Regions from separate parts of the Homo sapiens genome. Here regions 1, 2 and 3 are each linked to region 4. Evidence: chromatin contacts called from ENCODE Hi-C or POLR2A ChIA-PET data. All regions are on one chromosome and are shown on one strand. Each heading gives the region's core, a stretch centred on a gene start or an enhancer-like site at or near the end of the contact. The rest is flanking DNA. Distances are from core to core; before and after follow the strand shown. Region 1 overlaps DEPDC5 (DEP domain containing 5, GATOR1 subcomplex subunit). Region 2 holds the start of EIF4ENIF1 (eukaryotic translation initiation factor 4E nuclear import factor 1). Region 3 overlaps PRR14L (proline rich 14 like). Region 4 holds the start of FBXO7 (F-box protein 7).

What was found. A loop is a pair of places that touch in the nucleus more often than their neighbours do. ChIA-PET counts read pairs that join two places held with the same protein, here RNA polymerase II (POLR2A). Pooled maps may share reads with other maps.
Region 1: a pooled map shows a loop between it and region 4 (4-fold over the local background). The contact joins the enhancer-like site here to the promoter of FBXO7 in region 4. A Hi-C loop is called at or near these places in 2 of 50 pooled maps. POLR2A ChIA-PET finds 5 or more read pairs at or near these places in 3 of 52 experiments (AG04450, GM10248 and activated T-cell).
Region 2: a map of OCI-LY7 shows a loop between it and region 4 (9-fold over the local background). The contact joins the promoter of EIF4ENIF1 here to the promoter of FBXO7 in region 4. A Hi-C loop is called at or near these places in 4 of 168 maps with a recorded cell type or tissue (B cell, CD4-positive, alpha-beta T cell, OCI-LY7 and 1 more), 7 of 37 single-sample maps with no recorded cell type and 12 of 50 pooled maps.
Region 3: a loop to region 4 is called in a map with no recorded cell type, with 5 times the contacts of the local background. The contact joins the enhancer-like site here to the promoter of FBXO7 in region 4. A Hi-C loop is called at or near these places in 2 of 37 single-sample maps with no recorded cell type and 9 of 50 pooled maps.

What each region holds. Positions count from the first base shown.
Region 1 is chr22:31,791,429-31,794,128 of GRCh38, forward strand. It overlaps DEPDC5 (DEP domain containing 5, GATOR1 subcomplex subunit), which reads left to right. Exons shown (of 43, transcript NM_001242896.3): 11 at 605-674; 12 at 1,317-1,389. Among named protein-coding and RNA genes, the nearest start is that of DEPDC5, 39 kb to the left of the region's middle. Within about 2 kb of position 1,388, at least 2 of the 41 ENCODE cell types and tissues checked have a DNase peak (open chromatin) inside an H3K27ac peak, as active enhancers do.
Region 2 is chr22:31,488,459-31,491,158 of GRCh38, forward strand. It overlaps EIF4ENIF1 (eukaryotic translation initiation factor 4E nuclear import factor 1), which reads right to left and starts at 1,384. Exons shown (of 19, transcript NM_019843.4): 1 at 1,236-1,384; 2 at 165-287. The coding sequence starts at 260. RefSeq lists enhancers at 693-1,316, 1,317-1,939, 2,339-2,398 and silencers at 769-1,058, 1,139-1,788.
Region 3 is chr22:31,679,745-31,682,444 of GRCh38, forward strand. PRR14L (proline rich 14 like) reads right to left here. Exons shown (of 9, transcript NM_173566.3): 9 at 1,603-2,700. Among named protein-coding and RNA genes, the nearest start is that of PISD, 19 kb to the left of the region's middle. Within about 2 kb of position 1,432, at least 8 of the 41 ENCODE cell types and tissues checked have a DNase peak (open chromatin) inside an H3K27ac peak, as active enhancers do.
Region 4 is chr22:32,473,396-32,476,095 of GRCh38, forward strand. FBXO7 (F-box protein 7) reads left to right here and starts at 1,416. Exons shown (of 9, transcript NM_012179.4): 1 at 1,416-1,729. The coding sequence starts at 1,608. RefSeq lists enhancers at 391-450, 1,176-1,676, 1,339-1,508, 1,677-2,177, 1,763-1,932 and silencers at 1,497-1,686, 1,697-2,006.

The sequences.
Region 1 (2,700 bases), core at 138-2,637, 680 kb before region 4:
GAGTTCGAGACCAGCCTGGCCAACATGGTGAAACCCTGTCTCTACTAAAAATACAAAAATTACCCAGGTGGCCCACCTGTAATCCTAGCTACTCTGGAGGCTGAGGCAGGAGAATTGCTTGAACCTGGGAGGTGGAGGCTGCAATGAGCCGAGATTGTGCCACTGCACTCCAGCCTGGGCAACTGAATGAGACTGCCTCAAAAAAAAAAAAAAAAAAGGGCTGGGCACAGTGGCTCACACCTGTAATCCCAGCACTTTGGGAGGCCAAGGCAGGCGGATCACGAGGTCAGGAGATCGAGACCATCTTGGCCAACATGGTGAAACCGCATCTCTACTAAAAATACAAAAATTAGCTGGGCATGGTGGCGTGCGTCTGTAGTCCCAGCTACTTGGGAGGCTGAGGCAGGAGAATTGCTTGAACCCAGGAGGCGGAGGTTGCAGTGAGCCAAGATAGCGCCACTGCACTCCAGCCTGGTGGCAGAGTAAGACTCCGTCTCAAAAAAAAAAAAAAAAAAAAAAAAAAGAATATTATATGCATGCAGTCTGCTTCATAGTGAAGTAAATGAAACAAACTTCAACCCTGTTGTTCTCTACTCATGCTTAGGAGAAGAACTGTAGTCATGAAGTGACAGTGGTCCTGTTTTCTAGAACTTTCTATGATGCAAAATCTGTTGGTGAGTAACTATTTCTCTCCTACAGTTATGTTTTTGTTAAGCTTCCCCCAACCCCACCCCAGCCATTTCCTTTCATTTTTTTCCTCGTTGCACTTTTCCACCCTTCCCATCTTTTCTGTTATGGGGACAGTGTAAAAGGGAAAGTAGCACAGTCCGTTAGTGGATGCAAGAGGTCTGTGGGCTGTGATTCATCTTAAAACCAACTTAATAGATAGACAGTTGGCTGGGTGCAGTGGCTCACGCCTGTAATCCCACGACTTTGGGAGGCTGAGGTGGGCGGATCACCTGAGGTCAGGAGTTGAAAACCAGCCTGGCCAACATGGTGAAACCCCATCTCTACTAAAAATACAAAAATTAGCCAGGTGTGGTGGCATGCACCTGTAGTCCCAGCTACCCAGGAGGCTGAGAAAGGAGAGTCGCTTGAATTCAGGAGGTAGAGGTTGCAGTGAGCTGAGATCTTACCACTGCACTCCAGTCTGGGTGACAGAGTGAGACCTTGTCTCAAAAAAAAAAAAAAAAAAAAAAAAAAAGACAGTTATCTTTATTTTTTTGTGATGCAAATCTTTAACCCAGAAGAGGAAGCTGACAAAACTGAATTTCTCTTCTCAGCCTGAACTACATACTCCGTTTTCTCTATTTCAGATGAATTTCCTGAAATAAACCGAGCCTCAATTCGACAGGATCACAAGGGGAGATTCTATGAAGACTTTTACAAGTATGTTTGGGTGCTTTGCTATACTTTTTATTTATTTATTAGTTGTTTCTTTCCTAACTTAAAAATAAGTCAGCCTGGGCAACATGGCGAAACCCTGTCTCTACCAAAAATACAAAAAATTCGCCTCTTGTGGTCCCAGCTACTTGGGAGGCTGAGGTGGGAGGATCACTTGAGCCTGGGAGGTGGAGGTTGCAGTGAGCTGAGATCACACCACTGCACACCAACCTGGGAGAGAGTGAGACCCTGTCTCCAAAATAAATAAATAAATAAATAAATAAATAAACCTTTTAATTTTGTAATTGTAATGATTTTAGATTTACAGAGAAGTTTCAAAGATAACACAGTTCCTGCATGGTCTTTGCTCTGTTTCCTCTAATATTAACATTTCATAACCAAGTTACATTTGTCAAAACTAGGTTAACATTGGTACATTACTATTAAGGAAATTCAGATGTTTTTTAGATTTTAGCACTCGTACTTGCCGTCTCCAAGATATCATGTTGCATTTAGACCTTCTAAATGTTTTATTGTGAAAAATTTCAACATTCAGAGAAGAAGAGCAAATAATATAATGAGCCCGTATACCCAATACCTGAATTTAACAGTTATTATTTTGTCATATTTGATTCATCTGTTTTTTTCAGTGCCATTGACTAAGTAAATTATCAATATTGTAATATTTTATTTCTATACATATTCAAAAAAGGCATTTTTATATCTGACCACAATATCATGATCATGTTTAACGTTATTATTATTATTATTATTTTTTGAGACACAATTTCACTCTCTCGCCCAGGCTGGAGTGCAGTGGTCATGTAAGCTGACTGCAAACTCCGCCTCCCAGGTTCAAGGGATTCTCGTTTCTCAGCCTCCCGAGTAGCTGGGACTACAGGCGCCCGTGACCACGCCTGGCTAATTTTTTTGTATTTTTAGTAGAGATGGGGTTCGCCATGTTGGCCAGCCTGGTCTCAAATCCTGACCTCAGCTGATCCACCCACCTCGGCCTCCCAAAATGCTGGGATTACAGGCGGGAGCCACCATGCCTGGCTGACACCACTATCTAATTGAGATGATTATCAGATAGTAATAGTTACTGTTTTTACGGGACTTAGCATGAATGGGTTACTCTTCTAAGCACTTTACATGACTTGATTTATTTAAATATCACAGCATCCCTGTGGGATAGATACTGTTACCCCATTTTACAGATGTGGAAATTTGGACACAGAGTTTCAGTAACTTATCCAAAGTCCACACAATATTAAGTGGTGGAGCATGGACCTGACACAGTCAATCTAGTTCAGAGTC
Region 2 (2,700 bases), core at 134-2,633, 980 kb before region 4:
TTGCAGAAAAATGTTCAAAGTAATGCACTACTAAATTTAGTTAATATTTAGTCCATGTAGTGAGTCAGAATGAGATTACCACTTAATAGGAATGAAATAGTTATACAATGTTACTAACTTCGCCACCTAAAAAGAAACACTATTTCATTAGTGGCAAACCTTACTTTTGTATAGCGATGGGGGCATTTGGAGGCAGGAGGCTTCTTCAGGTCAAGGAAAGCATCTCCACTTTCTGTTTCACCCATACTTCTCCTATCCATGGCTCCTTGGTCTACAATGCTCTGCACCTGGAAGATAAATCGGCACAAAATTGTCACCGAGAACAGTAAGTTTTCAGAAATCTTGGCTGTTTCTTCAGAAGCTGAAACTTTTTAATCTCTCAAAACAGCTAGTGTTAAAAACAAGTCCCCACCCCAAAATTATGCTATAAATTAGAACTTGGAGATAGAATCATTGGTACTCAGTTCTCTTTCCTAGTATCCTAAGCATCAACATGGTAAAAAGTAGAAGGTGCCCAATTCAAGGTATATAACCTTTAAGCAGCTTTAACACAAGAGAAACCAAGATTAGTAGCTGCCACCCATGGGGATCTTTCAAGACTGGTGGGGAAGTTTCCCGGAGTGGGGGCAGGTAGAAGACTGGTTAGGCTGGGAACCCGCGAAGTCTGTTGGAAAGTGCCTGTCACTTGCCAATGGACGGCGCCAGCTGCCCCTTGTTATCCGGCGATCAGGGACTGGGGACGGGGCCCGAGCGCCCCTCGCCAGGCCAGCCGCACCTGTGGCCATGTCAGGGGCGCCGATGGCAAGGAAAGGGCGAGCACCGGCTTCAGCTCCGAAACTTGGCTTCCCCGGGCCGCGACCCCAACCCGCAGCCCCTCACGCAGGCCCGGGCCCAGCGGCCTCCTTCGGAGGAAGGGCGGAGACCGTACTCACTGAGGGGCGGCCGGCCGCAGGGAGGAGGGAGGCCGAATCTCCCGGCCCGGGCGCTTCAAGCTGGAGCTAGCGCAGGCCCGCAGCCGTCCTCCCCGGCCCGGCGGCTCGGTCCCCGCCAGCCAGCCCGCCGGCTACCCGCCGGCCGCCTTGCGGGCCTCGCGCCCCTGCCCACCCCCTGCGGGCGCCCCGGCGCCCGCGCTCACGCACGCGACCCCGGGAGCAATGCGCCCGCGCCCCTTCTACACCCGGGAGCACCGGGCGCGCGGTGCCCCGGACCCAGCCGCCACCGCCGCCGACCCTTACTCGGTGCCTCCGCCGCTCGGCGGCCCTTTGCCTCGGCCGCCGCTCCCCTCCCCGCTGCCCGCACCGGTCCCAGCGCCGCTCCCCGCAGCCTTCGCTCTCGCGCCCCCACCCCGACCGGCTTGGGCTGTCTCTCTTCAGCCGCCGTAACTGCAGCCCGGCCCTCCGCCCCTCCTCTTCGGCCCCCTCCCCCTTAATAACTCCCTCCACGCACCCTGGCCCCGGCGCCGCCTTCCCCGCCGCGCGCCCGGATGTGAGGTGGCTGCAGCGGTGCCGGGCGAAAAAGAAGCATCGCCGCGCGCTTCCCGGACGCCAGCCCCTGCGCGGGCCGGGGGGTGGGAAGGTGGTGGCGGCGAGGAGGAGGCCACGGTGGGGATAGCGGAAACCCGCTCCCGTGCGCGCAGGCGGTCGCCGTGGGCAGCCCAGAGGCCACCGCCGCCGCGTTCCCACGCGCGCTGCAGGGCAGAGCGGACGGCACTTGGGACCCGCGACTCGCGGCACGCCACTCTCCCGGAGGCGGTGGCTAGATGGGGCTGGGCTGGCGGCTAGCACGGCCTGTGGCGCGACGACCGCTGTATTTGCATGGTTCGCATAGGCAGAGAACCGTGGGGCTTCGGCAGTGGGAATTTGAGATAGGAGATTGGGGTCTTCCGAGCCTTCCCAGTGCGGGTTCGAACCTCAGCTGTTTTGCGAGTGGCGTGATCTTAGGCAAAGCTGACTTAACCTAAGTTTCGGTCGTGTTTCTAAAATGGCCTCTGTAAATCTATGAGGCTTATGCGCGAGTACTGGTTGCTGCATTAAAAGACAAACTTGTCACGATTGGCTTTGATAGCGATAAAGGCGACTAACAAATTCATTGAAATGTTGTTTCCCTCCGGTAACCTGAATCTGTCCTTAGCCTGCACAGAAAGGGGAAGTGCGAGTGGAGTTGGGGAAATGAGACGGCGAATGTCAAGTGCTTACCACGTAGTGCAGACTCAGGCTGACAGGGGGCCACAGAAATGCAAATATGTGAGCAGTGTGGGTAACTGCATCCTGGGGAGGAAGTCCTATGTGCTGGAATACCACAAGCACCCATTTCTGCCCTGTGGTACTGCGCAGCGTTGGTGTGAAGCGATACATAGGCGTGAAGTCCCGAGAACGCAATTTTCCTGGTTAAAGGACAGCAACGTCTACATTTCTTCCAAGAGGCCTACTTTGTTGGAACTTCACTTCACTTGTGAAATTAGGGTGTTGGGCAGTGAGTGACCACTAACTCAGCTCCCTTCTTGTGAATCTTGGCAACAGAAAACTTTTCGTTTGTATTACTGAATAAAGTGTGTTTCTTACAAACTGTTTTTTTACAGGCAAGAGGCAGAGGGAAACACTTGCACATCAGGCCTGAGTTTGCATTCTCATCTCTGCCACCTCCTACAAGCTATGGAGAGTTAGTCTATTGATTCTTAGTTTTACCTGTGAAATTGCGAAG
Region 3 (2,700 bases), core at 182-2,681, 790 kb before region 4:
GCTGGGATCATAAGCGTGCACCACCATGCCTGGCTAATTTTTGTATTTTTAGTAGAGATGGGGTTTCACCATGTTGGCTAAGTTGGTCTTCAACTTCTGACCTCAAGTGATCCACCTGCCTCGGCCTCCCAAAGTGTTGGGATTACAGGCATGAGTTACAGCGCTCAGCCTTAAATTAGTTTTGATCAGTCTTCACCAGGCTCTACCAACACAAGATTCTGTAATGAGAGGTTAAAGAGATTATACTGCCTTAACTGTTAATTAGCAACTCTTTTCTCAAGAAATGGTGTAGGAGAGTACATTTCTCCAAATAACCATGAAACCTAACAAGAAGCACAGCTGTCACGCAGTTAAGTTCTGTAAATAGAAGACTACATGGATAGAATTCCTTGTTGCAGTTCTGAGGCCAAGAAGGGAAACTGGGCACTCACTGCTTTTGCTCTGGGCAGAGGAAGAATGTCACCAGGAATCATGCTTCTTTCTGGAATATATCAGTGTGGTGTTACAGAGGTGTTTTCAGTCATTCTTTTACCAGTTTCCATTGGCTAAATGAGAAGCAGAAGATTCATAGCGTAACCTCATAAACAGCTGGGAAGGACAAGTATTAAGTGGTGAGATCTTTTAAAAAGTAAACGAGGGACTGGGCACGGGGGCTCACACCTGCTATCCTGGCACTTTGGGAGGTCGAGGCGGGCAGATCAGCTGAGGTTGGGAGTTCAAGAGCAGCCTGACCAACATGGAGAAACCTCGTCTCTACTAAAAGTATAAAATTAGCCAGGCGTGGTGGCCCATGCCTATAATCCCAGCTACTCGGGAGGCTGAGGCAGGAGAATCGCTTGAACCTGGGAGGCGGAGGTTGCGGTGAGCTGAGATCGTGCCATTGCACTCCATCCTGGGCAACAAGAGTGAAACTCTGTCTCAAAAAAAGTAAATGAGGCTGGGCTCAGTGGCTCACGCCTGCAATCCGGGCACTTCGGGAGGTCGAGGTGGGGGGATCACCTGAGGTCAGGAGTTCAAGACCAGCCCAACCAACATAGTGAAACCCTCTTCTAAAAAAAATACAAAAATTAGCTGGACTTGTTGGTGGGTGCCTGTAATCCCAGTACTTGGGAGGCTGAAGCATGAGAATCCCTTGAAACCAGGAAGTGGAGGTTGCAATAAGCTGAGATTGCATGCCACTGCACTCCAGCCTGGCGACAGAGTGAAACTCCACCCCCCGCCCCCAAAAAAAGTCAATTGGCACAGAGACAGGAAGCAATGCTCAAATGTCTCCCTGATCTGGAAGTGGGTCAAGCTTTTATGGCATTCCTATCTAGTCCTAGGTGATGCCAATGCAGTCGGCCTGCCAGGCTCGTGGTGGTAACAATTAAAACGTTAAAGCTTTTTTCCACTGTGCACGCTCAGGCAATTTTGGCTGTCTCACCTGTAACAACTTAAGCAATGGTTAATCAGTTTGAGCTGGTCCCACAGTTACAACAGGATACTCCTCAGAAAATGGTGACCACTTTGGAAGGAACGATGCTTACTGTGACATATAACTTTGGAATGTCTATTTTAACTTATTGCCAAGCCACGAGAACAAAGTAACGGCCTTGAGAGTTATTTGAAAGGTTTTCAAAAAAATTTATTTTCATAAATTAACACACATAACAGTGGAAATCTTAGAGTCACAAACTACCAAACAGAAAAGGAACTGCAGGGGCATCATGTATACCAATGTTACCAAAAATGTACAAATTTCATTGAACTACTGACCATGATAATATATAAACATGTCAGGCAGCTATTTTTACTGGCCCAGACCAGCCCAAGGAGATGCTGAGGCCTCTCACCAAGAATTCAAATCCAATTCAGCACCAGAGAGGGGCTTGTGAAGACACACAATCAACAAACATGGAATCTGAGAGCACACTGCACTAGATGGCCAGCTCAACGGGGACCCCCTTTCATCATCAAAATAGCTTTTGCTGCTTGATTTGTGGCTAGACGGTAACATTAAACTGTAATTTTAGTAAAATTAAATCTCCCTAGCCAGGTTTTTATACAGTAAGTTCAGTTGTGGCAAGGAGCCCTTTTCTGACACGAATCCAGGAAAGGATACTCTGCACTTCTGGCCAATTATTTAAACTTTGGATACAGCCACCCACAATGTGGTTATTTAAGAAGTCCTTTCCATGACACCAGGGGAAAAGCTTACAGAAACAAAACAGAACAAGGGAATTACAGAAAGCACCAACTGCATACTCCCCCCACCCCAGGGAATGGGAGAAAAGTATCACTGCCTAAAAGTTGGTCTTTCGCAGATCTTAATGTACATGGCATTGATTATGAGACGGAATTCCAGCCTGGAGACGGAGCGACGGCCGTGCATTCATTGGCTGCACCGCGGCCTTGGATCTGCTGCTCCCGTCCTGTACGCTCCCTGCTGCTCTTGGCTCAGTGGGCAAGGAAGGAGCCACGGGGGAGGTCTCACGCCCAGATAGTGGGATCTGGAATGGACCTCAGGTTGGCTCTGGAGCCCGTGCCAAAGACCCTTTCAGGCAAAATTGTGACAAAGTATCATGATTTTCACAGCTCTTGAGGAGCGCTGAGTTTTGGGATTCACAGCATGGGTTTCTGGGCTCCTCAGGCTCCGAATAAGGCAAACGCTACATGTCTTCACCGTACCTCCCTCAGCTACTGTAGCTTAGAGTAAGGTCA
Region 4 (2,700 bases), core at 166-2,665:
GGGCAGAAACATGTCTTTTTGGTCTCTTGAGTCTCCAGCATGTGGGGTATCTGTCACAAAGTAGGCAATCAATACATATTTATTTGCAGAATCAAGGGCAGGATGTGGACAAGTGCTGCCACCTATTGGGAGAAACTTTATTTGACTCTAAGGATTTGGACTATGGTTATCACACAAGGACGAAACTTGATACTCTCTCTCATCTAAGTTATCATTAGTTAGACCCTCTATGGTAGCCAGCCTCCAGGATGGCCCGCAGCGATCCCTGTCTGTTGGCATTCATACCTTTGGCTGGATCCTCTCACACATAGGGTTGGTTTGTAAATATGACAAAAGCCGTATGTGACCTCTGGAGCTAGGTCATAAAAGACATTGTGGCTTATACCTTGGTCTCTCTGGGATCACCTGCTCTGAAGGAAGCCAGCTGCCATGTCATGGGGACACTCAAACAGCCCTATGGGGAGGTTCACGTGGTGAAAACAGGTCTCTGGCCAACAGTCATGACTGTGCCATCCTGGAGGCCGATCCTCCAGCCCTAGTCAATAACTGCTGCCCTGGCCTACAGTTTGTAATCTCATGGGAGACCTGGAGACAGAACCACCCAGCCACGCATCCCCAAATCCCTTTACCTCTAAAACCTGTGGGACAACAAATGTTTATTGCGTTAAACTTTGGGGTGATTGTTATGCAGCCACAGAGTTCTAATAAACTGTCGGACATAGATTACTGGCTACAAATAGTTCTACTTTTTTTTTGAGACAGGGTCTCGTTCTGTGGAACCAGGCTGAGGTGCAGTGGTGCGATCACAGCTCATTGAGGCCTCGACCTCCGGGCTCAATCGACCCTCCCGCCTCAGCCACCCAACTAGCTGGGACTACAGGCAGGCGCCACCACACCTAATTTTTTGTATTTTTTGTAGAGATGGGGGGGGGGGTTTCACCATGTTGCCCAGGCTGGTCTCGAACTCCTGGGCTCAAACGATCCACCCGCCTCGGCCTCCCAAAGTGCTGGGATTACAGGCGTGAGCCACCGCGCCCGGCCAACCTAAGGATTAACCTAAGGCTTCTCAGAGCAGATGCCGCTGGAACTGAGGGCCACGGAAGAAAGGGGGTGACACTTGGTCCTGGGGAGTGGCGACTGTATTGTCTGTCTGCAGCATCCCTATCAGCGCTACCGTTGTTCCACGCACACAGGGAGTAAGTACTGGGAGTCCCAGCCACCGCCGCGGAAAATCTGGGATGCCAGCGAGCGGCCGCATCTCGGCGCCTGCGCACTGTGCCCGCGCTCTCAGGCAGCGCCGTTGCGCGCGGAGTCATCGATCGGCCGACCCCGAGAGGCCCGGTTCCTTTAGGCCGCCTGCCCGCCTCCAGCTCTCGGGGTCGGCTCCAGGAGGCGCCCTCAGGAGAGGGGCGGGCGCTCTATTCCAGAGACCGAGTGGCAGGGCGGCCACTGTGGCGGGGCTCTTTCCCCGTTTCGCCTCAGCTACCCCTCAGCTCCGGTAGTCGCCAGTCCGGGGTCGTCGCCGTTTGGGGCGGGAGCTGCTCGGCCCCGCCGCCGTCCCCGTCGCCGCTTCCGGGTCCAGGCCCCTCGGGCCGCCTGCCGCCGTCATGAGGCTGCGGGTGCGGCTTCTGAAGCGGACCTGGCCGCTGGAGGTGCCCGAGACGGAGCCGACGCTGGGGCATTTGCGCTCGCACCTGAGGCAGTCCCTGCTGTGCACCTGGGGGTACAGGTACGCTGGGGCCGGGGCTGGGCGGCCCGCGGGGAGTGGGGAGTGCTTGGGGTGGGTGCAGGGCGGGTTGGCGTCATCTGTGGGCTGCAGGCGCGGGCGTGGCCGGGCGATAGGCCAAGTGCGGGGACGCCGGGGGGGCCTTCACGGGAGGCCCGGGCTCTTCCGGGCGTCGCGGAGCCGGAGGGTGCAGGCGACGGGAAGCGCGGGTGGTCGGCTGGGGTCCGGCTCCTGGAGAACATGGCCCGGCCTCCCGGGGGCTCTGGTCCCCTCCTCGGTGAGTCATGGCTTCTGGTTTTGCAGTAAACGGAACCAGGGAGAGGAGGGAACGCACAATTTCCACAACTGGTTAGATTTCAAGTTGGAAATGATGAGCTTGGCTTGGGTTAAACCTTTCTGGACTGTGAGGGGTCCGAGTTAATTTCTTCAGCTGTTGGAGTATTTCAATGAAAAAGTTTGGAAATTGCTAGAAGTTAAAAATCTGCCCTCAATCCGAGGCCACCGGTAGCTTGTATCGCTGCTGTGAAGCGGCAACAATTTTAGATTCTGTTGTGTTCATGCGCCGAGCACCGCGGTGAGCGCTTGGACTTCGCCGCCGAAAAGTTTTAGAAAGGACAGCGTGTAGGCGTGTTTCAGACCATTTCATTTTCTTGGGTGAAATGTTGCTTTTTTGCTAAAACTGAGGCAAACGTTGATCTTGAGAGCTTGCAGTTTGGGGGCAGTAAAGTTGAGAAAGGATCATATTCTGTTATTGGTTTGTGGGACTGCAGGTGAAGCTGCTTTGTTTCCCTAAAAGATACTTTTTGGGGACAATAATTTGGGAGTAAAGCGGCAAGGTAAGAGTGGTCCTCTTCAAATACTGAGCTAGTGAATTTGAAACTTGAGTGTGCTAAGGAAAAATGAAAAAGATGTTCCCTGGGGATTTTTAGGTGAATTCTTCAAAACAAAAGCAAACCTTCCTACGTTTTCACCTT